Linked DNA regions of Mus musculus: region 1 is linked to region 2. Evidence: chromatin loops called from intact Hi-C (ENCODE). Cell type or tissue: left cerebral cortex. All regions are shown on one strand. Links, peaks and the distances in the headings refer to the core of each region. The heading gives the core; the rest is flanking DNA. Region 1 overlaps Scgn (secretagogin, EF-hand calcium binding protein). Region 2 overlaps Slc17a3 (solute carrier family 17 (sodium phosphate), member 3).

Region 1 (16,526 bases), core at 3,133-11,132, 110 kb before region 2:
CACTCCTGTATTGTAAACTGTGGGCTCTTAGCATTAAACTCAGTTCCTATGTTTGCAGAAGCGTTTCACACACTGATCTATCTCCCCAGCCCTATATATAGGCTTTCAATTGGGTTGCTTAAATACTGACACTCATTTTAAAGATTAGCTAACCAAGAAAAGCTGTTTCTTAGCCAAAGGCACCATAAAGCTAAACTTCCTGGATGTCAGCTCTGGATGCCTCCAGAATCTTACTCTGGACTCTGGCCACTCTGTGTGCTGGCTCAGGGACGAGTCTTCCCAGGGAAAAATGAAAGCTATTTTGACCACGATGACTTCTGAGTAAGAAAAGATGCCTAAGAGAGAACCAAATCCCAGGACAGGATATCAAGGAAGCGTTTTGGTTTCTTACAGTGCTGTTTGTTTTAACTGAATGCGGGATGTGGTTGGGAATCCCGAGCAGAGATACACTTAGCATTGAAAGAGCAGGGATCTCCAAGGAGCAGGAAGCAGTGGTCCTTGTTCAAGAGCCTCTGAGATCTTTCTGACCTCAGCTCCTGTGACTCTCTGACATGGAATAAACACGGAAGGGAATTCATTTGCATCTTTCAGTGGGCCAGACTAGAAGGCCTTGAGCATATTTTAAACATCAGTAGAACAGAATGTTAGCCTGTCTGTTGTTATCTCAATTTAATTAATTTGTAAAACATGAACCACACAGTGAATACATTTACATTTAAATCTCTAGCAGTTTTCTAGCATTTCTTCCAGCGTGAAACTGATTGAGCAGAGGGCTTCTGCCCACCTCCAGCTATCAAGTCTCATCTCTGCTTTCTGCTTCCAAATATAGCTCAGCTATTTTTTTCTACCTTTCTTCCTCTGGTTCTTATGCATCCTTCAAGATTCAGGTAGATGCTATCTTGCCCTAGGAAATCTTCACAACTTCCTTTCGTAATGAGCACCAGTACCACTCTCTAGCCTGTTGTGTGTGTCACCACCTTAACACTATACTCATTCACGTAAGTCATCCACAGATACTGTTAAGTGCTTATAGTGCCCCAGGCATGAGTCTAATCACTGGGGACTCAACAGTGGGAGAACAGGCAGCAAACAATACATGCAATAAATAATAAATTATATTGCATGACAGAAAATGAGAGGAAATGTAGAGATGGGTATGCCAGCATGGTAGAGAATTGAGGGTGTCCTAGCCTCATTTATGTTGTTTTCATAAAATATTCTAACAAAAAGAAAATTAGTGGAAAAAAGGGACTTTTTTCAGCTTATAATCCATCATTGTGGGGCAATCAAGGCAGGAACTCTAAAATGCTAATCATATCACAACCCCTATCAAGGGCAGGTAGAAATGATTATGGTTTTCTATGCTCTCTTGCTTGTTTTTGCTTAGCTTGCTTTTCCAAGTCTTACATAGGCTAGGGACTCCTGCCTAAGGAATGGTACCACCCATTATGGGCTGTGTCTTTCCACATCAATTAACTTAAGATGATTCCCCATAGACATGTCCCAGGGCAGCCCAAATATAGATAATTCCTCACTGTGACTCTTACCAGATAATTCTAGGTTGCATCAAGTTGATAATTAAAGCTACCTATCACATTCTTTTGGCCTACATCTTATCTCCAAGTCCCTGACCTCACAGAGTCTGACACTCTTCAGGCTACTTACCGTAAAGTGAACTGAGTTTTCAGTCATTACCTAAGAACCAGCTATGACTGAACCCAGATAAAGTAATGATTTTCTTGGGGATGCTTTCTGTATCCCTTGCTTGTGTTCCTCATGGCCCTGCATAATTAACATGGGGAATGCTTTATTAAGCATGGTCCGGTGTTTAATATTTTTCCTTTCCCTTAAACTTAATGTTCCAGGGCCAAGTAGACATGGTACCTGGGGCTTTTTCTGAGGTCCTTTACTTCAGAAAGATTTCCAAGCAGCCAGAGTGCTGGTAATGAACCATGATGACTCCCTAGGGCAGGGCAGGCTAGAAAGAGAGGGATAAAAACATGTTCTGGTTGACCAGGATTCATATCACACTGTTCATTTCCTTAAATGAATATGTGGTCTTTTTGGACTATGTGTGGGTAATGCCCATAGTCAAATTGCAATGAACAGAGGCGCAATGTTAACAGAGATATAACACTATGGGGGGGGGGCATATGTGATGTTAAGGGAAGAAAGGGAGGAATAGTATTGATATAGAAACCAGATAAGATACACTTAATCCGGGGCTGCAGAGATGGCTCAGACGGTAAGAGCACTGACTGCTCTTCCAGAGGTCCTGAGTTCAAGTCCCAGCAACCACATGGTGGCTCACAACCATCTGTAATGGAATTTGATGCTCTCTTAGGGTGTGTCTGAAAATAGCTACAGTGTAGTCATATACATAAAATAAATAAATCTTTAAAAAAAATACATTGAATCCACCCACAGCAGAAGGCCCTGTGACGTCATCATCTTAATTTACTTTGTCCCCTATGCCCACCTTCCAATGAATGAATTACTTAGTATCCCCACAGGAGTCATGTTTGCCTTCAGATAATTCTAGTTTGTATCATTCCCCAAGCATTAAAGGGCCCTCCGGGTCACACTCATCTGAGCATTCAGGTCTCTTCCAATATTTATTAGCCTAATGAATGGCAAGAACCTTAGGAATGACAATAGGGTGTTTCAAGGCTGTAGTGTTAAAGCCCCTCTTTCCTCAGTGGTTATACAGACCTCAAAATGTCTCAGAAGATGCTCTTTCCCACTGAGGGATGTCACTTTGAGGGATGTTTCTCCTGTGGTTAAATTTGACCTGGTAAATCAGTTCATGAAAACTTGTGAGTTCTGTCCCTGACAAATGTTTGGGGAGGAGTTGCAAAAAAGAGATGAAATAGTCCCTGCCTCAGTCTTCAAACCTTGGTTAGGAGAAAACTAGAGAGACAGGAGAAAGGACCAAAAGCTCCCTGGTCATTCATGTCATTTCCATGGTGAATGTCACCAGCACAAAGCATCAACCTGTAAGAGGCGTTGAGTTCAAGCTGCCTGCCTATCCTTTAGTGCCAGTGGTACCTACTCGGGAGTTTAGGAAGCTGTCTACCTGCCGAGGGCTGAGATTCCCTAGGAGTGAATCACGTTTCTGATGCTTTAATGACTTCTTATTGAGCAATGAACACAAATCACCACAAAGCCACACTGAAGATTTTCTTTCGAGGTTTAGTATGAAATGCTTTACTTAAGAGCTGTAACCTACCAGATGAATTCAAATCGCCCCTAATGAGGATGGCTGCAGTTGACAGCTGTGGGAAGCATGGCTAACAGATGAGCTGAGAGTGAACAGCCAGTCAAAAGAGACAGGCTCAGACATGCAGACCATGTCCTGTCCCAATACTAATTAACGTTCTAAAGGAGGAAGGGAGGGAAGGATGCTACCAGCTCCAGGCAGGAGGAGAGACTGTGTATCTAGATACGATATCATTAGGTGGTATTTAATCTCGTTAAGTAGAAGCTAATGACTCTGGGAGTCACTAGGATAAAACAGCAACTGAAATTCCAACACTTGGGCAGAGAAAACTCTATGGAGTTAAGCTGGCCTTATGACTGGTATGAAGTCCGTACAGTCCAAGGCCTGGCTGGACTCATATGTGGGATATTTTCTCTTTCTATGTCTGCTCTCCACATGCTGATGATGCTAACCAGTTTTAAATGCAAGAGAATGCCTGAAAGCCCCCGCTTCTTTCTCTGACTCAAACCATTCTTTTGAGCTTCTCAGATGAGCACACTGTGGGTATGTGTGTCCACTTTCACACCCAGCATCTCAAATCCAGCAGGTCCACAGTTGACATTCTGACTGTCTCACAGACTTGCTCTATGGGCGGCTTCCTTCATTTTGATTGACGCATCAGGACAATCAGTCTTGATGCCTTCCTTCTCTGCCACTCTAATTAGCAAATCCTATTGACTGCTACATGTCACTCTAACTAAATCTTTGAAGCCCAGTAATATGTTAAAGGAAAGAGGTTTATTTAGCTGATAGTTAGGGAGGCTCCTGGTGAGGAAGTCATGGCAGGTGCTTCCTGATGGCAAAAGTGTATATGAGCCATAACAGAGTGACCAGAAGCAGAAGGACATTCGAAGGCCATGCTTAGTTGGCTCACAGCAAGTCATTGCTCTTGGAATCAAGTCACACAAGACCTCCAAGTCTTACCAAGTCCCTCCAAATGAGCTAACCAACTCTGCCTGGGTGCCACCTCTTAAACTTTCCCCCACTCAACACTGGCCTACCTGGACATCATTCCCTGGAGACTAAGCTTCCAGCATGTATTCTTTTAGGGGAAACTCACAAAATAGCAACTATATTCAAATTGCATCATGAATCTGGCCATTCCCAGCAGGTTCTAAGCCACAAGGATAGGTAACTGAAGAGGTTTCATTATCTCCACTCTTACCTTCTGCACTCTGTTGAACACAGCAGCCTGCGATCCTGTTCCATTGTAGCCGGATCACAGCTGAGATTAAACCTTCCAATGACTAATGTCTTTCAGAGAAAATGACAGTGTTACCACCTGCTTACTGACCAAGCCACCAGTCATCTCAATTTATCTCCTTTTATCCACTTCCACCTATCACGTCATAGACTTTTCCTGAAGAGAGAAAACACATGTCCATTTCCCTTTTTCAGAAAGGGAAGCCACAGGAGGCCAAAGTGAACCAATGAGATTTTACATGAACAGAGTAGCGGTGAGGGGCTCCTGTGGAGGAGGAGGGATGACTCAAAGGCAGCTGCATCGCTGAGAAGGCCGCTCCAACATCGGTTGTGATTCACAAAAGCCGCCTTCCTGGAGCTCTCTGAGAATGTCTCCTCTGCAGCTTGGTTGGTGTCCACTTCTTCCCGGCAGCTTGGCTGCTCTGAGAGTCTCTAGGTGGCTCTGCTGGTCTGAGAGTGCCTCTCAGCACTCCCACTGCTTATAGAAACTGGACATGTCTAGAAAAATCTAGTCGGTTTCAGGGACTTTCTGAAACTATTGAGTTGTTACTTCCTGAGTTTTAAGGAGCTCCCTTCCAGGGTGGAAGGTTAAATCTCGGAGGGCATTGCTACGTAACACACCTTCCACCCCGTGGGAGACAAGGCCCCTTTGTTGTCCATAGCTATGCATGCCAGGCTAGCTGGCTGTACAGCCCTTAGGATTCTCCCATGTCTGCTGCTTCCCATGCCTGGATGAGCACCAGGGTTACAGACGTACTCCCAGCCGGGCTTTGACAAGGGTGCTGGGAGCGAGTTCAGTCTCAGTACTTGTAGAACAGGTACTTTGCCACATGAGCTCTCCAACTCTGACTTGAAGTAAATCTCGAAGCCAGCGTTCATATGGGTGGGGGCCTAACTGACCATACTCTCCACTTCTCCCTCATGCACTTCTCAGTCTAGGAAGTTTTCCTTTCCAGTTCGCTCAGCAATAGTCAGGCCCATGTCTTCCTAGATGAGGTTTCTACTTGCTTAGGGCTCAATTTTGTTTTCTCTTAAGACAGAACCCCTGCAATAATGACATCACAAAGGATGATATACAGGCCATCCTCAAAGTCTGTGTCATTATCTGACTAGATATAGTATTTATATTTTGTCCTCTGCTCTGCTCAGTGAGACATCATCTATAAGAGCCCCTCACTGAAGACTTGGTTGCTAAGATGCCATAGGTGAATATAAGGTATTTAAAACCCTGTGATCACAGGTGGTGGTAATGCACACTGTTAATCCCAGCTCTCGGGAGGCAAAGGCAGGTGGAATTCTATGAGTTTGAGGCCGAAACTCTGTCTTGAAAAACAAATAAAATAAAGAACTTCTGGTCTGTGCATTTGTCACATCCACGTTCCTTTCTGCCTTTTAGATGAAGATCTTTGACAAAAATAAAGATGGACGTTTGGATCTTAATGACTTGGCAAGGTGAGTGATGCAGAAAAGTGGCAAACTCAGAAGTTCCTGTGTCAGGGTCTGATGGTAACACACACCTCCTTTGAAATCTGAGAGCCACTCTTGCCTGGGGTCTAAGAGTCCAGGTTCATCTTATTAAACCCTCTGTAGTGCTTTTGAATCACTCTGGGTAGCAGATTCTTTCATGAAGATAATCAAAGCTCCATCCTGCCTAAATGCACAATGCATATATTATATTATAGCATAGTATATATATTAAGAATTCATGAATGGGTCATTGGTGGATTTTGCCCTCAGAGGCTAGGCACTCATAGTCTCACATTGGGATTCCCCTCTAAATCCAAAATCTAACAAAACAAAAGCAATAATGATGATAGTGATAAGAAAATAATGATAAATAAATGAAAGAATCTTGAAGCTATTCACTGACTTTGGGAATGTTAAATTGTTATTTCAGAGCAGTAGTAAAAACTGATTGAATTTTAGTAGAGCCAACTCTCTGCTGGCCTTTGAGGGTTGACTACCCTCAGTGGTGCCTGAAGGTTAATGGAGGAGAGGGGAGGATAAGAATGGGAGCAACATAGTCCATGAGTCTGTGAGGTGACTTGGGATTGATGGTTGCTATATGTATCGTTATGTAGCTTTCCGTTACTATAATGAAAGGTCAGAGACAGGCTAAGTTATATAGAGAAAACATTTAATTATTTCACTGTTTCAGAAGCTGAATATCAAAAAAGCACAATGTAACTTCTAGAAAGAATTTCTTGACTGTGTCACACCATGGTGGAAACATTTAGGGATTGTGCATCTCTTGCCGGTGTGGTCCTCCACCCGTTTCTTGTTCTTGATATTCTGAATCCATGGCCTTTGCCTGTTCGAGGCTCAGCCCCTGGTCCTGAAGGTTGTCTGTGAATAGACACACTAGGAAGACTCTTGTCAGTCCTGGCCATAATATTGAGTTAGATACGCTAGATGGATTTCCATGTTTCCTAGGACCAGTTGCATTCCTACTTGACTCTCCCCAGGACCTTCATCTGAATTTTGGCCACTTTGATGAAAAAAGGGACACTGAGAGACCAGTCAAAGAAGAGTAAAGTGTTTCTCTCCACAGAGTCCAGCAAGGGACCTCAACTCCACAGTCCTGTTTCTGCTCCCTCTATCTCACATGCTTTTTTCTTGAGCACTTGATTCAGAATTCCCTCTCCATCCTGAGCAGAGCCAGGAAGATTTGAGATTCACTCCTCAGAAGAAAAGTCAGTGTCTGGAAGATTCACTGAAATCAGGACAGTATGGGTGACAACAAGAGCTTTTAGTCTCATTGTTCCCTCCTCTGAAGTCTGCCTAGTCTCAGCTTTCCATACAAATAGAAACAGAAAAGGTAGCTCGGCACTAGAGTGTCTCAGTGCTCAGCATGTATAAGTCTGTAAGTTCAGTTACACACATACACACTCGCATGTGCACTCACATACACACACGGATAGAGGTAGAGAGAAATATGAATATAAGTGGAGTTATGCATGTGTTTTTCCGGTCCAGTGATGTCACTTGCAATAATGTTTTGAAAGGTGAGGCTGTGACTGACCCAAGAATCTCTTGTTGTAGCTGGATAGTCCACTGTACATATGCCATATTTTGCCTCTTTATCAGCTGACACACACTTGGGCTGTTTCTACTCTTCAGATACTATGAACAGTACTGCTGGGTGAGTGTGGCCAGCCTTTCCCCTTGGTTATATTCTTAGAAGTAGAATTTTGGTTCGTATGGTAATTCTATATTTAACTTTCCGTGACAGTTCCAAATAGAAACACTAGTCTTTGTACTGCATTGATGGTTGGAGACTTGTAATTTTTAAAAGTGTGGAGTCCTCTGTCCTTGTTCTTTTTAAAGATTTTTCTAGCTCTTCTGGTCCCATTTGCATATCTTGGTATAATTTTAGGATTAGATAGTCAGTTTCTGCATAACGGCAACTCAGATTTCCATGGACTTTGTTCTGAATTTGCTGTTTAAATTGAGAAATATTGTCAACCTAACAACGTTGTCTTCAAATTTACAAACAACAGTTGTCTTTACATCTTTTGAGGCCTTTAGTTTCTCTAGAAGATACTTTGGAGTTTTCAGTCTATAAGTTGAGCTTATTCTTGTTCCATTTATTTTCAATTATTTGATTTTTTTTTGGATGAGGTCATATATGGAATGGTACATTAAATTCTGCCTTAGTTTTTTTTTTTTTTCCCCTGTTGCTGTGATAGAACACCAAGACCAAAAGCAATGTAAGCAGTTATTTTGGCTTGCAGTTCCAAAGAGATAGACTCTAGACTGACCGGGAAAGCATGGCAAGCAGGAACAGGAAGCTGCCTGATCACACCTTCATCTACACTCAGGAAGCAGTGAGAGAGGACAGGAAATGTGGTGAGGCTACAAGATCCTCTAAACATTCCTTCAGTGATGGATGTCCTCTGTCAAGGCTGCACCTAAAGAGGTTCTGTAGCAAACCCCAAACAGCATCAGTAACAGGGGACCAAGTGCTCACACACACGCGTCCATGGAGGGGCATTTCTTACTCAAATCATCGTAGTTCTGTTTTATTTTCTTTCTTTCCTCTCCTTCCCTCTCTCCCTCCTTCCCTCCCTCTCTCTCTCTCCTTCCCTCCCTCTCTCCCTCTCTGCTTTTCTTTTCTCCCTTCTCATTCATCTCTCACTCCTTTTCCTTCCATTTCTTTTTGATTTGATGCAGAGTCTCTGTGGTCCAGGCAGGGCTAGCCTCATAGTCACGCTACTCCTGCCTCAGCCTCCAGACTGCCGCAACCACAGTCATGTGATTTTGCTTTGGACATTTCTAGTGTACAGAAGTGCAGTTGAGTGTTCTGTACAGATTGAATCTCTTATAGCTGTGCTGGTCTTATTAGCCTGAATAGGTTTGTGTTTGGGTTTTTGGAGTTTGTTGATATTATGCCACTTGCAAATGGCAATAGCCTGTTTTATCCTTTACGCTTCACTAATTTTTCTCTTCTAATGGAGCTGTTATCACCCACGCACTTAATGCAGTTACTGATGAGGTCAGGATTTATGTTTGCTGTCTCTCCACTCTTCAATGGACCAGTTTCTGCCTGGTGTCCTCTCATTTCAGACTGAGGACTGTTTGTTTGCTTTTCCATGCAGGTAATACATTTGTGGGTGATGATGCCTTTGTTGTTCATTTGTTTGGTGGCATTTCTGAACTAGTTCCATGCACTCTATTCTTGTCATCGTGTGTATCCACTCCGGTCTCTTCTTGGGTAGCTCAATGGTCAATTCACGGCTGGAAAGAGGCAGTTTGGGTTTTTTACAGATGAAGTGGGAGCTGAGCATAGAGGCCTTGCCCATGCTAGGCTACTCCTCAACCACTAAGTCACAGTCTCAGGCAAAGGCTTCCTTAAATGGTTGGTTCAGTGACTTCCAAATCTCTCCTCAGGAGCTCAGTGTACAGGCAGGAAAACAAAATGCTCCAACCTTTCTTGTTCTTACCAAGATGGCTGGCTTTTCTGTTTGGCTTTTGTTTTCTTTTGGTTCCTTCAGACAATACCTTTGAAGCCCAGGTTGTTTCAAACTGAGAAGTCTCCTGCCTCAGTGTCCAGAGCGTGGGACCTACAGACCTGCATCATCAATCCATGCTGATTCTTCCTTTTTCACAGAATGAGCCCTTTCCAGACTGCCAACACCTTTAAGTTCTGCAAACTTTGCTCTGACCATTCTGTCCAGTTTCCTTGTTGCTTTTGTGGGAAGAACTTTCAGAACAGTCTATGGTTTCCCATCAGGAAAGGTCTTTAAATTTTTTTATAGTGAAGGCTAATCTCTAGGAAAGGTTGCCCATCACTCTCCTTGCATTAGTCACTTAGGGATGCCCACATTTCAAGTACCTATGCAGATAGATCATCAGGATAATGTGGAAACCATCAGCCTTTTCCTCTCTCTCCAAGCTGTGCATTTGCTGACTGATGGGAAAGCTTACAGAGGGTCATACGTGTTCTATTCTTTTTCCCATTTAGGATTCTGGCGCTCCAGGAAAACTTCCTTCTTCAGTTTAAAATGGATGTAAGTGGTGATATTTCTCTTTGGGTTTCTGCTACCCATGTTTCTTTATGTATATGGAAAAAAGAAAGAATGGTAAATTGTTTATTTCTTTTGTCATTATGATAAATGCCTGGTTAAAGAAAGCAAAGGGAGGAAAGATTTATATTGGCTCACAGTTATAGAGATACAGTCCATGCTGACCAACGTGGTTGGGCAGGAGCTGCTTGTAGCTGTGGACATGGGAGCTTGCTTACCTCTGAGTGAACAGGAAGCACAGGCCCAGTAGGAAGTCGGGCTGTGCTGTAAAATCTAAAGACTTACTACTTGGTGACTCAATTTCTGCATCAAGGCCCCATCTCCTAACAGTTTTACATCCTCCCAAAACAGTCCTACCAGCAGCTAACTGCAAACACAGGAGCCTGTGGGGGGCATTTCCTCTTCAAACTATAACAAAAGACATCCACTTGTCTTAACTCTTTTAGAGGCTCCCACAGCTCAAGGTAGAGTCAACTTTAAGGATTGTTGTTTCAAGGTTTATACAGATTACCCAGCAGCCGGTGGAGTTACACACCAGTGGCTATGCGTTGCTGGACTGACATAATGTTTTCTTCACACCCAGGCTTCTTCTACTGAAGAAAGGAAGAGGGACTTTGAGAAAATCTTTGCCCATTACGATGTTGTAAGTCATTTTCACCCTGTGAAGCCATCTTTAGGTAGAAAGCTCAGTTTGTTCCTGTGTGACACCACTGTACTGACAAGGTCTAAACTGAGACAATGAATTGCAGTCCCTTGTATGTATAACTATATAACTTCAGATGATCAGGTAAAGAATGAGCAAAACTGATTTATAATTAAACAGGGATGAACTCCTAATGCTTTTTTTTTTGCCTCATAAAAATATGAGAAAGATTCTTTTTGAAGGCAAGACATCCATTTATTGTCTGTGCAAAAAGAAATGAACAAACAGAAAAATCCCCCCAATCCAACTAAAGGACTGAGGCACAGTCATGCCCGCCTGATGGAACATAGCTTCTCTTATAGAGTGAGTGACAGCCATTCTTCATGTGGGAACAATCACTCTAAAACAGTAAATGGTACAGGGCTGGCTTTCTAGACATGAAGGTGGGATAATGTGAGAAAGAAGAAAAATGAGCAAAGAGGTGGGAAAGGTCTAAGAACCCTCTCCAGGAATGCCAGACTGCATTCTGAACAGAAGCACTGAGCCAGGACAAGGCAGCACCTAGCTATTTACACCATGTCCATCACCCAGCTTTCCATCTGGGCTTGTCAGCCCTGCGGGCTGGGGTAGTAGGTACCTCAACTGTTTTATTCTCCCTGCCTTCTCCAGACCCCACCTGTAAAGATAGGGTTAGGCTAAGAGTGGATTGGATGAACTGCAGGGAAGGAAATGGAGAGAAGCCTGAGGAAAAAGAGGTCCAGTGACAGGACCAAAGTGGGATCCAGCTAAAGGGGAGGACCCAAGGCCTGACACTATTTCTGAGGCTATGGAGCTCTCACAAAAAGGGACCTATCATGACTGCCCTCCGAAAGACCCAACAAGCAGCTGAAAGAGTCAGATGCAGATATTTGTACCCAACCAATGGACAGAAGCTGCTGCTCCCTGTGGTTGAATTAGGGAAAAATCTAGAAGAAGCTGAGGAGGAGGGCAACCCTGTAAGAGGACCAGCAGTCTCAATTAACCTGGACCCCCAAGACCTCTCAGACACTGGACTACCAATCAGGCAGGATACACCTGCTGATATGAGTCCCCTAACACACATACAATAGAGGACTGTTGGGTTCAGTTAGAGACGATGCACCTAACCCTCAAGAGACTGGAGGCCCCAGGGAGTTTAGAGGTCAGATGGGGTGGAGAGTAGGGAGTGGGGACATCCTCGTGGAGTCATAGGGGTGGAGAGGAGGTATGGGATGGGGAACAGTTAGAGGGTAGACTGGGGGAGGAATAAAATCGTGACTGTAAAATAAATAAATAAATAAATAAATTAACAACAACAACAGCAACAAAAGAATGGATCTGAAGGAACTGTGTTAGCTAAGTGAACTCCATTAGCTTTTTCAGAAGAGTTCAGGATGAGGCAGAACTGTTAGAGAGTCCCCAGAGCTCTGGCTTTCCCCGAATAAAGCCTCATGTGGTTTGCAACAAGCTCGGTCTATCGTGAGTTCTTGGGTGTCCGCTATTGTCCTGAGGCCTGAGCGAGGGGCTCCTTTCGGAGTCTTTCAGGGAGGGGCTAGAGCAATACCTTGGTGGTTAACAGAAATAGCTGCTCCTCTGAAAGACCCAGGTTCAATTCCCAGCACCCACATGGCAACCCACAAATGTCTGTAGCTCTTGTTCTAGTGGATCTGACACCCTCTTTCAGCCATGAGAGACACAAGGCACACAAACAGTGCACAGAAATATAGGCAGACAAAACACCCATGCACATAAAATAAAAATAAATACAGGCTTAAAAACATTGTGAGGTACAGACATTATTATCTCAGACATGTTAAAATGTCTGTCCTTCATTTTACTTTCATGCTGACAATAGATTACAGAATGAGTAGGAAGAAAACATCTTATATACACACAAAAAATGTTTCATATATTGATTCAATATAGTGGCCTTTTACTTAAAATTTACACTTTCAGCAATCACTAAATGATTGTTCAGTCATAAAGCAAACATTTTAAATGTTCAGCCTGTCCCTTTAAGGGCCACTGCTGTGCAGTTCAATTCCCAGCACTCACATGGTTAACTAACACCCCAACAGAAGCCTACATTGGGGAAGCAGCTGTCAGTAAGTTTAGTGTCAGTGCTATTTGCTGAGGAGTGCAGAGCAGTGCTGATTTGGGGGCAGGAAGCTATTGATGAAGGATTCTTTTCATTCCTGCGGGGCACTCATAGCCCATGAGACTAAAACACCGAGCATTCCATTTCTAAATTGTTTGGCAGTTACAAATGAACACTGACTGGCTGATTTGTCAAATTTATTATTTAGCTTTTCAAATTAAGAAAATGATATTTAAGTGGTTGGATCTTTGTGTCTTTCAGAGTAAAACTGGAGCCCTGGAAGGCCCAGAAGTGGATGGATTTGTCAAAGATATGATGGAGCTGGTCCAGGTGAGTTCATGAGGCTGGAAGGGTTATTCCCATCATGCATCGGGGTTGACATTGTGACAAATTGCATTATTTCTGAGAACGAGTGAGGCTGAAGATTAATACTGGAGAGAAAGGTCTGGAGGCATTTCCATTTTATAACCATTGATATTCTATGAGACTCAACAAATTTCTTTTGTTTTCTTTAGGTCACATGGGTTAAAATAATGCATAATCAACACAGAAGTGTCTTTTAACCATCATTTTAAAGTCATTTGCTTTACCCAAATAGCCCAGTGTTAGTGTATTTTGCTGTTTTATTTTCCAGCTTCCCCATGTCTTTTCTCCCCTTTACTCACCTCTCTCAGACTTGTTTACTACAATAACTACAATTCTAAATTTAATTTCATCTAACCTTTTTTTTTCATCAAGGTTTTTTTGAACATCTAGTCTAGGATGGGCACTTCCTGTTATGGTATAGCTGAGGCTTGGGCTGAGATGATTTAGGCTTTCATTTTCTGTAGGCTTGACAATGTTTTTAAAAAGGCAGTCTCCTTCTTTTAAACTTTATTCTCTGTACTGGCTGATAATCTCCTTAGGAAGACAATTCCAGCTTCTCTTTCTCCAGGGAACAGTGGATTTAGTAGCCTTTGTACTCAAAGATTACTTTGAAGTACATTATTAGATGCACAATGATTGCATCCTGGCTGTCCCAGACAACAACAAATTAGAGTAACAGTTATTAATTATTAATTATGTTAAGTCTCAGAATAATTTGCATATATGATTAAGGCTAGGAAACCTTGCAGCAGGAAAAAGCCCAGTTACTATTTTTTTTTTGCACAGAGCTCCAGGGAGTTGACATTCTGTGACTGAGGAGACAAAGGCACAGTTCTGTCTGACATCCATTCCAGATCACTGCCACATCTTCTGTGGCTCCCAAGTTATTTTCCTCCTCCCAGTGATTCCTCAACTGCCCTTCCCTTTGCTCTGTAGCTCTAGCTGCTCTCCCCCTTGTCTTCTGACTCCCATTGAAATAACACAGGCATTTCCCCACCAAAATAAATGACAGATATTTGTGTGGTGTTTCCTTTAGAAATGATAGCTAAAGGACAATCTATATCGTCCACTACCTCTTCTATAGCTTAAGTAATAGAAACAAAGAAATCATCTCTGGGATATTAAAGTTTCATGGCAGATGGATCGGCCAAATTTGAGTTTTAGTTTGCTCTGATGGACTCAAAAACTAGGCTTATTGCCTAGTTTCCTGTGTGTCAAAGAACCAGGGTCCTGACTGAGCATAGACCCGGGGCTTCCATAATCAGGCAAGGAGCTTGATCTGGTATTCCTCCATGGTCTCCACACAGAGGAGAGCATCCCATGTGCAAGTCAACTAGAGCTATTCTGAAATCCTCTCCTGTGTAGAACTTGGAAAGCACTCTCCAGACACTACGTAAAGGACAACATTTAGTTGGGGCTGGCTTAGAGTTTCAGAGGTCTAGTCCATTATCATAGTGGTAGGAAGCATGGCAGCATGTAGGCAGGCATGATGCTAGAGGAGCTGAGAGTTCTGTATCTTTATCCCAAGGCAGCCAAGAGAGCATTTTTTTCATAGGCAGTGAAGAAGAGACTCTCTTCCACACTGGATGGAGCTTGAACACAGGTCCTCAAAGCTCACCCCCACAGTGATGAATTTCCTCCAACAAGGTCATACCTACTCCAAATAAGCCTCGCCTCCTAATAGAGCCACTCCCCATGGGCCAAGTGTATCCAAACCACCACACTCAGTGTCTGACCCTCCTTCTCCCACATCATCTGTCATCTGTTCTTCTCTTCATCCTTTGCTTGAAAATTTGTCCTCTGATGAGACATATAACATAATAGACAGTGCATTGTCCCATTGGGGATCAGCTATCTATGACTTGATGTCCATGGACAAGTTTCTCAAGCCTGCTGTTGCCTGACCCATCACCCACAAGAAGTGTCCAGTGAGACCTGCCTCCCAAGGATGGGTGGTAACAAGAGATGCTGTAGACAGCTACCACTGTCCCTGAAGACAAAATTACCCTCCAACGTAACAGTCTTAGTTATTGTTTTAGAACAAATTGGCCATCATAATTCGAGTGCATTACTGAGCTGGAAAAATATAAAAATATAGGAGGGAGTTTCCCAAAGGAATCTTCACTTAGTGGATGACCACACCATTCAGGGTACTCTTGTTTGAAATACTAGTGTGCCAGAGGTATAAAAGAGACTGTCAAAGACAGGATGGCTGTGTCAAAGGGCAAGTAACTCACTATAATTTTAAAGCATTTGCTTCCTTTTCTGATTTCTAAATTATCTCCGCATATAAAAATGTTGAAGAGCTGGAGACACAGCACAGCAATTAAGAGCACTTTTTGTTCTTGGAGAGGACCAGCATCCATACTGGGTGGCTCACAACTACCCTACCACCTGTAACTCCAGCTCCAGGGGATATGATACCCTCTCTGTACTCCTTGGACACTGTGCATATTTACACACACACACACACACACACACACACACACACACACACACACAGTCTCTCTGTCTCTATCTCTCATGTATACCACACATATATACAAACACACACACACACACACACTAACACACATATATATACACAAGTAAAATTGATTAAATCTTTACAAGCTATTAAAATTATCAAAAATAAAATAAAGCAAAATTTAAGAAGCCAAGGAGAATAGAAGCTGAGAATTCTAGTCCTAGGCTGTCTATCCAGTATTCCAGGCCCAGGCTCACCACAGGCTGGCAAGGTGATCATGGGTATCGGCATCTACAGACTTCAGCTTCTTCTCATGCTTGTCTTCTATTTTGCTTGCTATGCTGGGAATTGATGGCTGGAGCTCACATGTTCCAGGCAAGTACTTTGCCACTGAGCTGAAATGCAAGCTGGTTTTTATTTATGGTTTAAAATGGAATCTCACGACATTGGCTAGGCTGACCTTAAGTTCCATGTATAGTTCAGGTCTATGATGTTCAGAACACGTATATGTAGGGTCTGTGAGCCAGGGTACCTAGTACAGAGACTTGGGCATGCTAGCTATACACTGGCTTTTGTTCTTTCAGGAAGCTGGAATGCAAAAGGGATGGGGTAGGATAAAACCCTGAAGATGACATTGAGGAATGGGGTAACTCATACATAAACCCACAGACAGGACCAAGTACCCGCTATGGGTATGCATGGGGCTCAGAGGGTCGGTCTCAAAATACCCCAACTCCAAGGCTGATGAGAAGCAGATCATTAGTTTTTAGCCAGTTGTACTGAGGCTGGTTTCAGGTGGTCCTTGGAGGTAGATGAGAGAAAAAGGTCTATATTTAAAATGAAAGCAGCTGATATGATGCTGGCTGCCTGCTTGAGTCAGCGTTCTGACTCTGACTCAAAGACACCTGCATGACAGTAGGTAGGTTAGACAGCCTCTCTGGGTTGTA
Region 2 (16,526 bases), core at 5,641-13,640:
GAAGCCTCAAATATGTTGGATTGCTATGGACTTTTGTGTGATGATAGAAATTTAGAGTTAACATCATATTGTATATGCTACATCATATTGTATATGTGATTCAACTCTGGTTCCAAATATACTGTATATGATGGTGACATTTTAAGGTTACAAAGGTCTATTCAGATTAACAAAAGTGATTTTAAGATTTATGTCTAACTACTTATGTCTTTGGTAACTATGCAACAAGAAGCTGCTAGGAAACTTAGATATGTAACTACATATGTTCGATAAATAAGTATATTTGCTAATCACTATCTATAAACTCTTACGGTCTACTCAGGTTCACAGCAATATTTGTTTAGCTTCTTTGCGTGCGAGTGTGTGTGTGTGTGTGTGTGTGTGTGTATTCCAGTATCCTGGACAGCGAGTGAAACAGCCATGTCTCCCAGGACTTGGCCAGTGTCCCAGTTTTCTTGGGTCTCAGAAGATACTTTGCCTTCAGACAGCAGGAAGCCGTCTAAAGAACATAGCACCTTCCCTCATTCCTGCCTCCCCACCACCCGTTCCTATGCATTCACGTCTTGTAATATACAAAAAGGAGGAACCGTGACTTCTGCACTCCACCAGCCTGCCTTTAGGGACTCAGCTGCAGCATCTTACATTATCATCTGCTGCCAGGGTCACAGATTAAATACAAAACACTCACAAAAAGCCACAAACAATAAAAAGGTATGTGTATTTCTGTCATTACAGATAAGCAAAGTCCTTACACGGTAGCCCTAATTGTATCTTTCAGGGTTGATGAGAAGGTTCCAAGTTTGTGATCAATAATAAAGTGAGCCCATCTAAGTAATAAAACTCTATTGATTCAAAAATTCCTTATAAAAGTAAAAGAAAAGGCATATGAAACTACTGGGCCATTTGATGTTGCATTTGAGAAGCTACTGACTCACTGTCCATTTCAATGGAAACAGCTGCTGTTCTAGGGACTTCTCCCAGTGCTCATCAGATATTCTCCTTTTAACTCTACTTGGACTGTACTTCACTCTTGAAAACAGTTCCGCAGGAATGTAGGCACTGGCAGGCAATTATGACACAAATAGATGGTGTAACTGTGAAGTGAAGGATATTTATCTCTGGGAAGATAGGACCTTTAAAAGTCTAACCAAAAAAAGGATGTGGTGGTGTGAATGAGACTGGTCCCCACCAGGCTCCTAAATTTGAATGCTTAATCAACTTTAAGGACTAGAAGGATTGGGAGATGTGACATTGTTAGAGGAAATATGTCACTGGGGGTAGGCAGTGAATATTCAAAAGCCCACACTAGGCCCAAGCTGTCTCTCTGTATGTCTTCATGTCTCCATTTGTCTCCTCTGCTTTGCCTTCCTCTCCTCTCCCCCTCTCTTTCTCCCTCTCTCTTTTCTTTCTTCTCTCTGCCTTGCCTGCAGATCAGGATGTAAGTTATCAATAATGCTCTAGCTCCAGGGCTGCCTGCTTCCTGCCATGATGATGAACCTCTTACAAGAGTTGCCTTGGTCATAGTGTCTCCTCACAGCAGTAGAATTGCTGTTTTGATACCATAAATTACTAGATAACGTGTAAAAAGTCATAATCTCTCAGCATGTGTCTTTGAGTTAGCTATCTTATATCCAAATAGAAAACGATGGCATTAGCATAGTCAACACACCGACACTTCTAAGTAATTCTTGGATTTAATGATCATGTGGCCCTTAGGAAAGTCAGATATAGTTATAGTTTGCCTGATATTATCCATTTTTAATGCCTTTGTGTATAAATTATCTTGATGATACCTCATTAAGCATGAGCCTGGGACATCAATCTCTTTATTTTCTATTAATTTGAAAAGTGTCCTTCATTTACTTATTAGTTTTAAGATCTGGCCCATGCCTTTAATCCCAGCACTCAGCATGCAGAAGTAAATGGATCTCTGTGAATTCAGGCCAGGCTGGTCTATAAAATGACTTCTAAGCCAACTAAAACTACACAGTGAGCTACTCAAAAACAAACAATAACAAGAAACCAAAACAAACCAAAAAACAAAACAAACAAACCTGGCACCCAGATGCATTTATAGTAGACAAAGAAAATTAATTTAAACATAACCATTTGATGTTTCCTATAAATCTTTTTATTTATATGCATGTTTCCTTAGTCATATTATATTTCTCATCGATGCCTTTAAGAAAAGTGGCAAGTTCAAATGCACGAAACTCTAGAAGAATGAAGACCAAAGTGTGGACACTGTGCCCCTTCTTAGAATTGGGAACAAAACACCCATGGAAGGAGTTACAGGGACAAAGTTTGGAGCTGTGACAAAAGGATGGACCATCTAGAGACTGCCATATCTAGGAATCCACCCCATAATCAGCTTCCAAACGCTGACACCATTGCATACACTAGCAAGATTTTGCTGAAAGGACCCAGATATAGCTGTCTCTTGTGAGACTATGCCGGGGCCTAGCAAACACATAAGTGGATGCTCACAGTCAGCTATTGGATGGATCACAGGGCCCCCAATGGAGGAGCTAGAGAAAGTATCCAAGGAGCTAAAGAGATCTGCAACCCTGTAGGTGCAACAACATTATGAACTAACCAGTACCCTGGAGCTCTTGACTCTAGCTACATATGTATCAAAAGATGGCCTAGTCGGCCATCACTGGAAAGAGAGGCCCATTGGACACACAAACTTTATATGCCCCAGTACAGGGGAACGCCAGGGCCAAAAAAATGGGAATGGGTGGGTAGGGAAGTGTGGGGGAGGGTATGGGGGACTTTTGGGATAGCATTGGAAATGTAATTGAGGAAAATATGCAATAAATAAATAAATAAAAAAGAAAAGTGGCAAGTTAAACTGTTTTTGTATCATTAGCCCTGCCATATATTGCCAAAGCATATGGTTTAAAATAAGAAGCTACACTCTATAAATGTCTTTTAATAGATTTCACCAGACAAGACCTTGGACATCCTTCCTCTTTCTCAGTGTGGGTTATGTCTGCCAGACTGTCACTTATATTGTTTCATAATGTCACCATCAATAACAGGTTCTGGTATTGTTGTTCAATATTCTACCACATAGCTAGCTTTGATAATAGAACCTGCTTACATTATAACTTTAAAATACCTTTTTGTTGAGAAGACAGACTCCTGTTCAGCTCTGCTCATTTGTTCCTACAGTACTATCCTTGATAAGAAGCAGATTTGGCAGCATGTGTTTATGTGCAATGCCTTTTCAAACTGTAATCTTTGAAAATGTGCAGAAAGCCCCTGCAATTTAAGTAGAGTAGATATTTGTTTCAACAGTTTAACCAGAGAGATTATTTACCTCAACAGAAATGTTGCCATCTGTTCACTTTCACTGAATAATCTTTCACTGATAATGTTTCTTTGGAGGTGGGGGTGGGGGGTCTCTGTTTTCTTTTGATACTTTGTAGAAGCCATGATGGGGTTGAAGAACAGTAATAGGTATGTGGCTATGTGTGCTTTTATTATGAAAATAAATTGGCAGGGAAAGAGAAACCAAGGATTGGGTCCTTCCAAACTTCTCAACGGATGATGCAATTTGTAGTAAAGGGTAGCTTGTGAAGCCTAGCAGCCTGAACATAAGATGCTGGGTGAGGTGTGGACATAGCCTCAGGAAGAGACTAGGAACCCTTACCTGTCTTCTAAATAATGCTGAGCTCCACCATGTTCAAGTAGTGAGTTAAGATGTTTGGGTCCTTTGGGGAAGAACATATGGACTTGAATGGAAGAACTTGAAATGTGTCAAAGGTGAATTCATGTAAAGGCCAGAAAGAGAGAGACTGCCACCCTTGGTTTTACCCATCCTCAGGAGAGAGAGGTGTTTGAGAGAACTCTCCTGTGAGATTAGGGTGATATTTTGATGGCTCACCTATGCATATAATGTCTTCTTTCTGTGGTCTTCAACAACCATGGTGAAAAAGGAGCTACCGTGTGCATTGGAGAGACAGATAGAGGTGTGGAGGGGGCATGGGCTGTCTTTGGTTTGCAACAGCTCCTGAGCTAATGAGTCAATTTTTCATTTACCAAGACCCAGCAGCATAAGACAATGTATTGTGTAGTGTAATATCTGCAACTTCTTTAGAGATTAATAGAAGTATTAACCAAGATTAATAGTATGTTTATTCTGTGCAATGAAATTTTATCCATGATAAATTGACTGCCTCTAATGTAATACTTTGAGGAAGCTATTTAACCTCAGAGTTATAAGAAAAATTGAAATAATAACTGCCAGCCAATGGGGTTGTCATAAAGATTTAATAAAAGGACAAGTATAGTTTGTTGACTTTTGGCAAATGTTCCTGATCCAAGTAGAACACACCTTCATGAGCAGTGTTAGGCAGAAGTTCCAAGAACAGTCTCTTGGGTTGGACTGCTCAGAACTGACCCCCAACCTGTTGCTCATGGTTGGGCATTCATCATGTTACTAAGCCACTCTTGGAGTGTCCATGATGTTAGCTATTGTTATTACTCAAGAACAATCAGTTTTCTCCTTAGTCATTGTCCTGGTTGGTTTACTTTATCAAGGTGACACAAGCTAGAGGTATCTGGGGAGAAGAACCACAGATGTGAAAAAGCTTCCATCAGGCCTATAGACAAGTCTTGATTAATATTTTATTGATTGATGATGTATGTTGGGAGACCTAGACCACTGGTGGTGGTTCCATCCTTGGGCAGGTAGGTGGCCCCGAGTTATATAAGAAAGCAGCATGAAAAACCCACAGAGAACAAGTCTGTAAGCAGCACTCCCCCATGGCTTCTGTTTCAGTTTCTGCATTGAGGTTTCTGCCTTAAGTTCCTGTACTGACTCCTCTTGGTGATGGCGTGTGGCCTGAGAGTTGAAGGGTGAAATAAATTATTTTCTCCCCACATTGTGTTGGCCATGGTGTTTTATCACAGCTGTAGAAACCTAATTATGACAGTCATTCTCTTTTGCAGTTGCGTTGAACTCCGGGATTAAAGCATTGGTAATAAACATCTTCATGATAAAAGAGCCAAACTACAGTTTGCAGGGTGAATCTCCTGCTCCCAAGTGAGGAATTAGCAGTTACTCAGGTGGCAAGGCTGCACCTTGGAACAGGTATCATCACTCCATGGAACTCAAGATTACTCCCCTCAAGTGGTGACAGCACTGTCAACTTCTCTAGAACTTGAGACAAGGACCAGAGCTGACACAATGACCATCAGACCACTGGCACCTTGAAGACAGACTTAGGGACACTGCTTCCAATGTAGTCATGTCAAGTTAATCTTCTTTCATTGTCCTTTACCACCACTCAGTGATCTCTTTGGTAGGCATGTGGGACAAACGGTGGAGTCTAGTCTTTTGAGCCTATGGCTACTTGACCTTTCCAGCATCACTACGATCTCAGCCCACCTCAGTCAGCTCATTATCTTTTCTTTGATCAGAGACCATCTTTCTGCAGTCTCTGTTTAGTAGTCTATCTTGTCTAGCAGGTTCCAGCCCTAGGATTCTCACCTTCTGTCTGTCTTCTCTACCATCCATCCAGTTAAATGGTAGGGTCTTCAAATTCTTCCACACAAGCATTTCCCACCCCTCTTCTCTTCATTTCAATGTGTCCTGCCTTATTCCAGTCCCTAAAACTGCTGTTTTAAAGACCAGCATACAGATCATCATTTGACGTGTCATCCTAATTCTGAAATTTTAGGAAAATGCTCCATCTAGAAAGATCTGTCCATGTAGCTATTGCTATGAGCCCTACTTCACTGCTTATATAATGTTCTCAAACTCTCTCCCATAACACAGGAACACTACATGCATTAGCCACACACCTTCCTCTAATTTTGTGCTTTGTGCTTTTTTATGAATATGCAGACAGGGTACTCCCTTTAGAATGCATCCTGTTTCCTGCTTTTATGATTTTGTAGAAGAAGGGTTGTCCATTTAATATGTACCCCTGGAATTGCTTCATACATGAGACCTTCTCAGAGTTTTTTTGTATGGAATGGCAAATCTTCATCTGTGTCCCGTTTCTGTCCCTCTGCTACTACACCTGATTCTGCACAATAGAAGGAAACCATATTTAACTTACTCTAGTGTCCCAACAGACAGATCAGAGCTCATACCAAGATCACAGTCATTGCTGTGTTTGTTCATGGTTGGCCTCTCTAATCTTGCCCTAATCTGTACTCAGAATGTATTACACCACCTCTGTAGGATATGATTTGAGGGCAGTGATCTCTGTCATAGACAGTAAAGGTTAGCATGGGGAACAGTTCTCAATGCTGTCCTGGGTCTCTGAACTTGGTGTGACCCACAGACACCTACAAACCATTACTTTACAAAACGCTAAGTCGGTTTTACTTTCCATCCTTATGAGTGATTTAACCACAAATTAGGCATATCTCACAGAAGAGGGATGACAGCCACACTAGGCAGTTTCAGGACAGTGGAAAGATCATTTGCACAGGATCAGGCAAAGGGCAAGAAAACCATAACAGGTTCTAGAGAATAACAGAGATGGCACAAGCGAAGACAAAAATAACAAATAGAGGGAAGAAGTTACCAGAACACACAAGGGGGTTGCCTCTCAGGGCCAGGGACTGCAGTGACCCTCTGTGCTAAGTTCCTCAGACTACATTTTCATTTCTCCATCAAAAATCTGGCTGAAGCCAGTAGACAAGGCACGCAACTCATCCGCCAGTAGCCTGAGCACAGTGAAGAAGAATGGACCATGTGTGGAACATGTGTCAGTGCCAAGCCAGGAAACAGAAACTGCAGACTAGGAGTGAAAGCCAGTCAAAGAATGCTCTCTCTTCTTCCAGTACCACAGGCATAACGAGAAATGAATATTCAACCTGACAAATAGAAAATAAATAATTTCTCTAGTAAAGATTACCGCTCTGGACCAAGGGTCCATAAACTTTGGCCCTTAAAAAAATGGAAACTACCATGTCAGCACCAAATTCTTGATTCAAAGATGACAACCTGGTCCCTTCTTATCATTTTACTCGATGTTTTATTCCTCTCATATTTTCTTCAAAAGAAGTCTGGGTGAAAGGGGGAAAATATCTGACATCATTTTTCATGAAAGTCTTCCCACAGAGGAGCCAGCGTATGTAATGACTTCTTTACAGCAAGTGGGACAGCTGAGGATGGAAAGTGACAAGAAAGAAATTAACAATTGGATGTCCTGCTTCTGTGACTGTAACTCTACCAAAATCATTGTCTGTTACCTTCACAAACGAGTGAGCTTCCTCTCTCTAGCCCATTCTTGAACATCTGCTTTCCCAAACACGAGGTAGATGATTAAGCCAAGTAGGTTAACTGCAAACACTACAAAAAAGAAATTCCTCCACCCGAATTCAGAGTCCTGGGAACACAAGACCCAAAATAAGTATTTCCTATGAAACTGAATCACTCATTCAGACGACAGTTTCCAGAGGGCTTTCTGGATGAAATTCAGTTTTTAGATGGTGCCTTGATAATTAGAGAAAAGAACTCCAAAATATGCTCAAAATGTTCTAGATACGAGAGATTTGAAGACCCTCACGACTGACCTATATATAGAGCTGTTTGTCTTTATCATTAAAGTGTCACACATATTCTCTGTAGTCCAATCTTGCCTACAACCACCATGCTAAAACTGGCTCTAAGACCCCCACCCCCACCCCCACCCCCGTCCATGTTGCAATGTAGTAAAAAGACCTCTGGCTTCAGAGCTATGTCCTCTGAGCAGAAAAGCTCATTCTACCGGATTTTCAGCTTAAGCATTAGGAGATGAGGGTCATAGTATTAATTTCCAAACTGATCTGAGAAGGAATGGCCAAGCAGGACACATCATGTATAAAATGCCTGCTCTCGATTCTTCTCTCTGTCTGGTTACTTACAGGAATGAAAATTCAGCCTCAGATGGCTTGGCAGGAAACATTCTCCTGAGATTCCTGTGGCCCTGTTTGCCATTTCAAATGGAGATTCTAAGTGGCTCACTGATTAGTTCCGAAATGACCTCAACTCTGGTTCATTTGGCTCCACACATCACGGTCACCCCAAAGTGAAGTGAGCACTCTTTCTGAACCTTTGAATATATTCTTTAGCTATTGCTCTTGCAAATATACGTGGGAGAGTATTTTAAAAATCTGTCTTGGAATGGAAACTACCTGGCTGAGGAAAAAGCCAGCAACAATGGGTACCAGCACAGCCGATGAATGTGCCAATCCTCTTGATGTTCCCATGAGAAAGCTGGCATACCTGTGGGTAACAGCAATAGCCCACGTTAAATCCAGACACACCTGACAGTGTCTTTCAGCCCTGCTTTATGTGTGAATCCATCCAAAAGGACGTGGACCATGCATATTCAATGGGAAGCGATTTAACAAGTGCATATTTCACCAATTCACCCTAGGCCCAGCCACAGGCCATGCTTATGATTTATTGTTTCCAAACTTTGAGGCTCCCAGAACATTATAGGCTGCTTTTTTCCCCAGAAAATGTGAACTAAGAATAGATACAAGAATCTTACCTTGGAGCAATGTCTAACGCATTAATATAGATTCCTGCCTGAGATAGAGGGCACAGTCCACAGGAAATTGTCAGAAATATAATTGTTGTAATATAGCTGGATTGGATATAGGGCAGAGCCGCAACGAGGGCTGCAGGAGGAGCATTTCCTAGGAAATGTGGAACAGACAAATGCAAGGGTGAGATGCATTCTTTGACTGTTAAATGCTTACACCATGCAATGCAAATCCCACATCCCTGTTCCTACCTAAAAGTGTGATGAATTTTCTCACAGTTATGAGCCTAAAATTCTTGCTCAGTAGAAAATCTGCCAGCCAGCCTCCCAGGATACCAAGGACCCAGGCAACAATAAAGGGAAGAGAAGACAGGAACCCATTCTGAGGAGAGAAGACTAAGTAAGGGAGGGAGCAAACGTGTTGGCAATCTCCTAAACATCCTGACACGCGGAAACCATCTCCCCTCCGCCCCGCCCCCCAGAAACCTGGCAACCTCCCAGCAAAGTTGCTGTCTATCATTAGTTTTAAATATCAAGCACGGGGGAGGGGGGGGAAGGAGGGGGGAGGGGAGGAGATAGGTGGATTTCGGAGGGGAAACCAGGAAAGGGGATAACATTTGAAATGTAAATAAAGAAGATATCTCATAAAAAAAGGAAAAAAGAAAATACAATATCAAGGACTGTTAATTAAAGAAAAATTATGAAAATATATAAAAAAGCATTATAGCAGTAATAATAAATAATGATTCTTTTTTTTAAAATAATCAAGATATTTTGGGTAATGGGGTTCAATGTCCTGCACATAGAATTACTGTGACAGATGATGCAAACATGAAGAAGGAATGGAGTGAATTTTACTCACGTCTCTGATGTTAACTTTGAATACAGAACTGATGTAGGTTGGAGTGTACATTATAAAGGTGTTAACAAGCCACTGATGGGTCATAGTGCAGAGACACATGGACCAGAGAGGCAGAGATTTGAGCATAGCTTTGATGGGAAGTGGCTGCTCTTCTGAGCTGAACTGAAAAGAAATGCATTGGTCTGAGTAGAAAGATCAACACGAGGCTCAGAGTCTCAGCCACCATTAGGAACCCAGATGTGGATGCAAGGTTTCTGCAGATGCTAGAGTTCTTATATGTACCTGTTGGTTCAGAGAGGATAAAATATATTCTCTTTCTGGGCCACTTATCCATGGGTGAGAGACAGGGTCATCATAAATCAGAATGAACCAGAGAAGGCTGCAGAGCACACCACCACCTCCTGCAAGCAGAGAGAAAGAAGAGTTCACCAGGGAGCTCATTTCTATCATTTCTAAAGTGGACTTTACATTTTGCAATAATGTCAAGTTTGTTTAAATGTTGCAAAGATAGCACAGAGTTCCCACATACCTTCTGTCCTGATTCCCATGTGTTGATATCACAGTACATCCGTCAGCACTTCCTTGACTCACTACTACTAAACCCTGCACTGTCTTTGTTTCTAATTGGTGTAGTAGTCATTGTATGTAATGTTGGTTTTTAATAATTTCTCTTAAATGTATCACATGTTTTTATCATGTCAGCTTCTTCCTATTTCTTACTTAGTCATTCCTGTCCCTTTCCCTCCTACCATCTACTAATCTCCCTTAACTGCCTATATGCTTTTATGTACATATATGTATGTTGTGTGATATATATGTGTGTGTGTGTGTGTGTGTGTGTGTGTGTACACATATGTGTGTGTGTTTGTGTGTATATACATATATATGTATGTATATATATGTTCATGACCAATGTGGATGTTATCAGCCATGAATGCATATGCATGTTATGACCCATATAAATTTGTATGTATATGTATGTTATGACCCAAGTATGTATGTATATATGCTGGTATGTATGTATCTATGTATGCAAGTATGTATATGTATGTTATAACCTAAGTATGTTTACATGTATGTAGATAGGTAGACAGATGTGCATTTGTAAAGAATTTTAGTTTCTACAAATGAGAGAAAAATATGTGGCTTGTTTTTCCGCATCTAACTTATTTCTCTTAATATGATGATCTCCAGTCCCATCAATTTTCCAGGAAATGACATAATTCCATTCTTCTTTCTGGTTGATTAAAATTCCACTGTGTATCTGCATCACATTTTCTTTATCTGCTTTTTGTTTCTAGAAATCTATGCTGGTTCCATCCCTGAGATACTGTAAACAGTGCAGCAATAAATGTGGATGTGTAGGTATCTCTATGCTGGGCTGTCACAATTTGGGTATATTGAATGACTTCTTCTCATGTTAGGACATTTTCTAGGCTAAGCCATTGCCTGAGTTCATTGTGAACTCTTCTCAGTTTTCAAACAAGCTGTCTCAATATTTCCTGTTTATTTGTTGTTGGAATGGGGTCACAAATCTGAGGGACAGACTAACACTGTCAATGTTTTCAGTATTAGCCATTTTAATAGGTATATGGAGATGCCCATTGTGATTTTTAATTTTCATATCCCCATGACTAAAGGTTTTTAAATAGGTGTCTTGTCATAGATCTGTGTTCTCTGTGTATGCATTTGGTAAAATGTTTCTGTCCATTTTTCAGTTGAGGATTTTATATTCTCATAGAGTTTTGAAAATTATTTACACATTTTAGAAGAACATCTAATTAAGTGTTTTGTAGATATTTTCTCCTTGAACTAGTCTGCCCTTTTATTGTCTTAACAATGCCATTTGAAGATGACATTTTTTTTTTTACTCTGGTGAGTTTCAAATTATTGATTTTCTCTATGGCTCATATTTCTGGTGTCATATTTAGGAGGTTTTTTGGTTAATTAAAGAACAAATAAAATTTCCCTGCTTTCTTCTAGAAGAATATTTTTTCTAGATGTTTGTGTGTGTATGTGTGTTTGTATGTGTGTGTGTGTGAGCGAGAGAGACAGAGACAGGGAGAGACACAGAGACAGAGAGAGCTGGACATCTTCCTAGATTGCTCTCCATTCTATTTCCATGACACACGATCTCTGACTCTGGAGCTCACAGATTCGGCTAAGGTGAATGATATTTCTTTAAGGTTTTGTTTTCTTTTCTTATTCCCACTCCATAGAACACTGCTTCACATATCCCAGGCTGGTCTCAAACTTTCCATATAGTATAGAATTACCTTGAATTTCTGATCTTCTTGTCTCTGCCTTCTGAGTACTGAGATTAGAGGTATGTATCACCATGCCCAGTTTTCTGTGGTACTGGGGACTGAACCCATGACTTTATCCTAGGCAAGAGCATTACCAACCGGGCTACTTCTCAACCTTATCCAGTCAGTTTTTTCATGGTGCACTTGGGAGCTCTGCTTTTGGGTGCATATGTATTTCAAATTCTTGTCTCTTATTGGTGAGTTGATAATACAAAGTAATCTTTGTTTGGTATTAATATGTCCACCCAATGATCTGTGGACTAGTATTTTCATGTTTTGTGAACTCTACGGAGTCGTGTGACCTGACAATAACTCATCTCTGTCTCCAAAATACTCACTGTCTGGAAGAGGAGCAGGCTTGCAAATAAAACAAGCTGATGGAGAGTTTGAAAATAAAATGCAAAGCTACTCCAGTGGAAACTGTAGGTGAAGCCGTACTTTCTTGGTTTCTAGCTAAATGAAAGTCTCGGGTCCAATAGTGAAGTTATCCCAAATTACTGTCAGTGTTTGATATATTCTTTTCTTTGGAAACTTCAAGACTTGCTAAGGACTCTATCCCTTTGCTATGCTTAACCAAGACAAACCCCGTGGCTACATTTACCTCCTCGGATTGTTTTTTTCTGTCTCTTAGAAAGCACTGCTTTCTAAATCTTCCCCTCCTGCCTACAAGGCACAGTGGCATCCTGATGACTGTGCAGGAGAGCAGCACTTTATATGAAGCCAGAGGATTTTCACATCTTGCCTAGTATGGTGGTTTGAATATGTTTGGCCCGGGGAGTGGCACTATTAGAAGATGTGGTCTTGTTAGGGTGGGTGTGGCCTTGTTAGAGGAAGTGTGTCACTGTAGGGGTGGGCTTTAAGACCCCTCTCCTGAGGATGCTCAGTCTTCTCTTGGCTGCCTTGAGTTCACGATGGGAAACTCTCAGCCTGTTCGATAGTACCACACCTGCCTGGACGCTGCTATGCTTCCCGCCTTGGTAATAATGGACTGAATCTCTGAACCTATAAGCCAGTCCCAATTAAATGTTGTCCTTTATAAGAGTTGCCTTGGTCATGGTGTCTCTTCACAGCAATGGAATTCCTAAGACAGCTAGCAAAGTAATTCCTTATATTTTAATATTTTGTTTCCCTAACACTTTTATATTTTGACTCTTCTCCTTTAGAAGAGTACACACAGATGCATAAACTTAGAAGCACATTCCTGAATATTCCAGAAACCAGCAAGCAGCTTACCAAAACTATAGAAGACAAAGGGCCACCCAAGGGCTTCACTAATGATGCCGCCCACAAGGAGGACAGTAAAGATTCCCAATGTCATTCCTGCAGAGAGACAGAAAGAAAATGGTGGGACCCCTGCCTTCTGCTAGACAGATAATATAGGCTGGCAGATGAACATGAAGAAGCCACCAAACCACAGAATATGCATATGTAAATGCAAGCCCTTCAGACTAGTTTTTTAATTCCTATACCTCTGGTAAGTCTTCCCCCCCCCCCCTTTAAAATTCCCAAGTGACATTCAGGTGACTGTCATACTACCTTTTGTGCTGTCTTAATTTATAGTTATAGGCATTTATTATAGAAATAAAGCACCATGAAGGGCCAAGGTTCTAGTATACTCTCCACTTTTACCCTCTCTACCCCTCTGAAGATAAGCATCACATCAATATATTGTACAAGAAACAGTCACTCACCTTCTTTCCTCTGCACTTTTATGCTATTTGTAAATGCACTCACGGGAAGCTGCTTCTCCATACATATGCTAATGACACTGTTTTAATTTCTACAACTTCACAGAGCATCTAATATATAGTAGGCACATTCCCTCCTGGTTCACAGCTTTGCAAATAATTCTAAGCTTTTTATGTTTAGCCAACTTGTCAAATTCCATATTTATACAGAGTTGTTATTTTAAAATAAACATGATCATAATGGCCTGAGGGTTTTATGTAACTGTTTTTTTTCTTTTCTTTCTTTCATTTTTTTCGATTTTAATTTTGAATTACGTTATATGTCTGTCTGCAGTGTGTGTCAGGAGTAGACTGTCCATGTGAATGAAATACCCATGGAGGCAGACAAGGATGCAGATCCCCTAGGGATGCAGTGGAGGCGTGAGTTCTGAGAACAGAACTGGGGCCCTCTGCAAGAGCAGTGCATGCGTTTAACACTGGAGCCACCTCTCCAGTCCCAACATTCATCTTCATTAATCAATTGCTCTTACAAAGATCTCCATTGCATGGAAGATTTTAATTCTAAACAGGCATCATCACTCATTTCTGAATAGAAACACAATTTGTTTTTGTGACTAAAGTACCAGAGGATGAGCTGCCAGCTCAACGGCTATGTGTGCTTTACATTTTGGTAAATACTGCAAAAGTTCTATGCTGAAAGCTGTTCAACTTAAAGTGACAACATAGTTCTTTCCTTCCCATCCCCTTGATAGTGTCTAATAGCCTCAAAAATTTTAAGGCACTTTTCTTCCAATATAAATGATAAAAAAAAACTCTAATATTTAATTATGTTCTTTTTAGTGGAGTTGAGTTTTTCACTATTTACCAACTTTATCGTTTGTTGTCTTTTTTTTTTTTTCTGTTTCTCTCCATTGTTTCCCTTTGCCTCAAGTTACAGACTGTGCATTGTGAATAGTCCCTGTGTGGCTTGCTGGCCACAGTTCTTCCCTCTTTAACTTTATTAACAGTGTATTTCACAGTCAGCACTTACAGGCATTTGTGCAATCAGATTTATGGCCTATAGATTTACTCTTTTGCTTGGATTTCTTTTTAACTTACACTGCAAGGTAGAAATAATTGTTAGGATCTTATTTTTTTTAAATTCATGTTCACTGAAGCATATTGTCTATGCTATCTCATTTAAATGTCAGCAATCAAACTTGGCATTTGATCAAATGCTGTCAGTCACAGTTAAATGAACTGTCCCAGGTTGGCCTTTTAACAATAGGAAAGGCAACTTTTGAAAGAGAATTCCAAGTTCCAGAGTGAATGGAAAGAAAGCTGGAAGTGAGTATCTTTTCTACCACCAGGTCCACCCAATCAGTACATTTCACCTAAACGTTTGCCTTTATCTTGATTATAAGGGAAGACAGACTCCGTTATCCAAGCAAGGTCATGTTCTTTCCTGTCTGCTTGCCTTCACTCAATCTACCTCAAGCCTGACCTCCTAAGTGAACGTCTTCTTCCTCTTCACCCTCACCTTCTTCTCTACTCTTGTCTCTTACCCATCTGCATGCTATACCAATAGCATAGAATCTATGTTGTAAACAAAGCACAAGTTCTGGTGTTCTCTTGCATAGTAGCAGGCAGAGGGTAAATAACGATAGCATACCACATTTCAAAATCTAAAATAAAGAATTCTGAATAATTTCACTAAAGAGAAATGGTCAATGCTGGAAGGAGTGGATATGCCTGGATTTGAACATTAGTAAGTATTCACTTGTACTGAAATATCTCATAGTATAATGTCATACACACACACACACACACACACACACACACACACACACACACACATATAATTTTGTGTCAATTAAAAATATTTAACAGTTAAAATATTTTTCAATATTCTAGAAAATAAAAAGGGAGTAAAACCAAAACAGATACTTATCTCTTTAGAGCCCCCTTCTGTACATTTTGGTATTTCTCTGTGAGGGAAAACTCCCAAAGCCTGGGATCTTGAACATTGAAGAGGCATGCGAAGTGTCAAATCTCTGGAGTGCTGGGGTCTGTGACATTGACTGTATCCATCTTCTCCTCCTCATTCTGTATCTTAAGACTGATATCTCAGGGGTCTCTTTAGCATAGGCATTGATAAGTACTGTACACTGGCTTTTCACCCCTCTTAAAGGGACCGAGTTATCAGCACAGCACTACTGATTCAATACATGGAAAGGCCTGGGCCTATGCTGCTGCTCATTCTGCCCCAGGTATTCAAGAGCCAAAAAACCCCAGCAATTATCCAGATCTTTAGTTGACCTGCTCTACTCTTCCACATGTCCTTCCCATAGAGCTAGCAGGTGTCTTTGGTTCGGGATGCCAATCCTTTGGGGACTTCTTGTTTGTTCTTTGGGGACATTCTAACTTCATTTTTATAACCACACCTTTGGTGAGAAGGCTGAGGCAGAAAGACAGAGTTTATTTAGGCATCTGAGAACAGATGGCCCTTCCATATGCTAGCCTCCTATCTCCCATTAAATAACTATGTCATTCCCTCCCTGATTTGTGTGTCTCCACCTCTCTCCATTTCTCCCCTCTCTCTGTCTCTTTCTCCCTCCTTTCTCTCCTCTCTCTATTTCACTCGATGTTTTAAATTAACTCAGAAAGTTGTGCAATGAAGGCACTCAATTTGCTTTGAGAGCCTGCCTGTCTGTTTTCTGAGCTCTGGGCTAAGCTAACAACATATTTTTTTTTTTTTAAATTCCCATCACCTACTAACGTTAAGCATGAGCTACACGTTTTGTTTGAACTTCTTAGTTCCAAAGCTCTTTGAGTAGCTATAAAATTCCCTACCAATATGCATCTTTTGTGCCTCCTGAAAGCATATCTGAGCTATGACCCACAGACCACCTACACCCCAGGATAGCTATGAATACAGTCTAACATAAAATCTCAAACTTACTTAAACATTATGAGATAGTCTATGATTGTTTTTCTTTCTCATTTTATTAGCTCTTTGGGAATATCATGCAATTTATTTTGATCATATTTCCCTTCTCCCTAATTTTTCTTAGGTCCATCTGTCCTCCCCAACACACTCAACTGTGCCCTATTATCTTTAAACCCTAAGTCCAATTTGTGTTGCCTGTGTACTCTTGGATGTGTAGCCTTAGCTAGAGGGTGGTCACCACAC

What was found. Peaks named below come from ENCODE experiments on the same cell type or tissue, not always from the same donor. Only the 100,000 strongest peaks of a DNase experiment are listed, where the experiment ranks them.
Region 1: a loop joins it to region 2, with 1.8 times the contacts of the local background. A loop is called at or near these places in 2 of 42 quality-filtered maps.

Annotation. Positions count from the first base shown.
Region 1 is chr13:23,956,228-23,972,753 of GRCm38, reverse strand. It overlaps Scgn (secretagogin, EF-hand calcium binding protein), which reads left to right. Exons shown (of 11, transcript NM_145399.1): 7 at 5,859-5,914; 8 at 9,927-9,972; 9 at 10,571-10,630; 10 at 13,008-13,076. Among named protein-coding and RNA genes, the nearest start is that of Scgn, 27 kb to the left of the region's middle. In left cerebral cortex, for the core only: a CTCF peak has its summit at 7,694; DNase peaks (open chromatin) are centred at 4,794, 7,649 and 10,520.
Region 2 is chr13:23,848,808-23,865,333 of GRCm38, reverse strand. It overlaps Slc17a3 (solute carrier family 17 (sodium phosphate), member 3), which reads right to left. Exons shown (of 12, transcript NM_001164743.1): 5 at 12,900-12,986; 6 at 9,643-9,761; 7 at 9,361-9,522; 8 at 8,751-8,880; 9 at 8,505-8,652; 10 at 8,143-8,233; 11 at 7,219-7,355; 12 at 4,620-7,131. The coding sequence ends at 7,221. Among named protein-coding and RNA genes, the nearest start is that of Slc17a1, 13 kb to the left of the region's middle. In left cerebral cortex, for the core only: no CTCF peak of the experiment used is centred there; DNase peaks (open chromatin) are centred at 7,262, 8,753 and 9,894.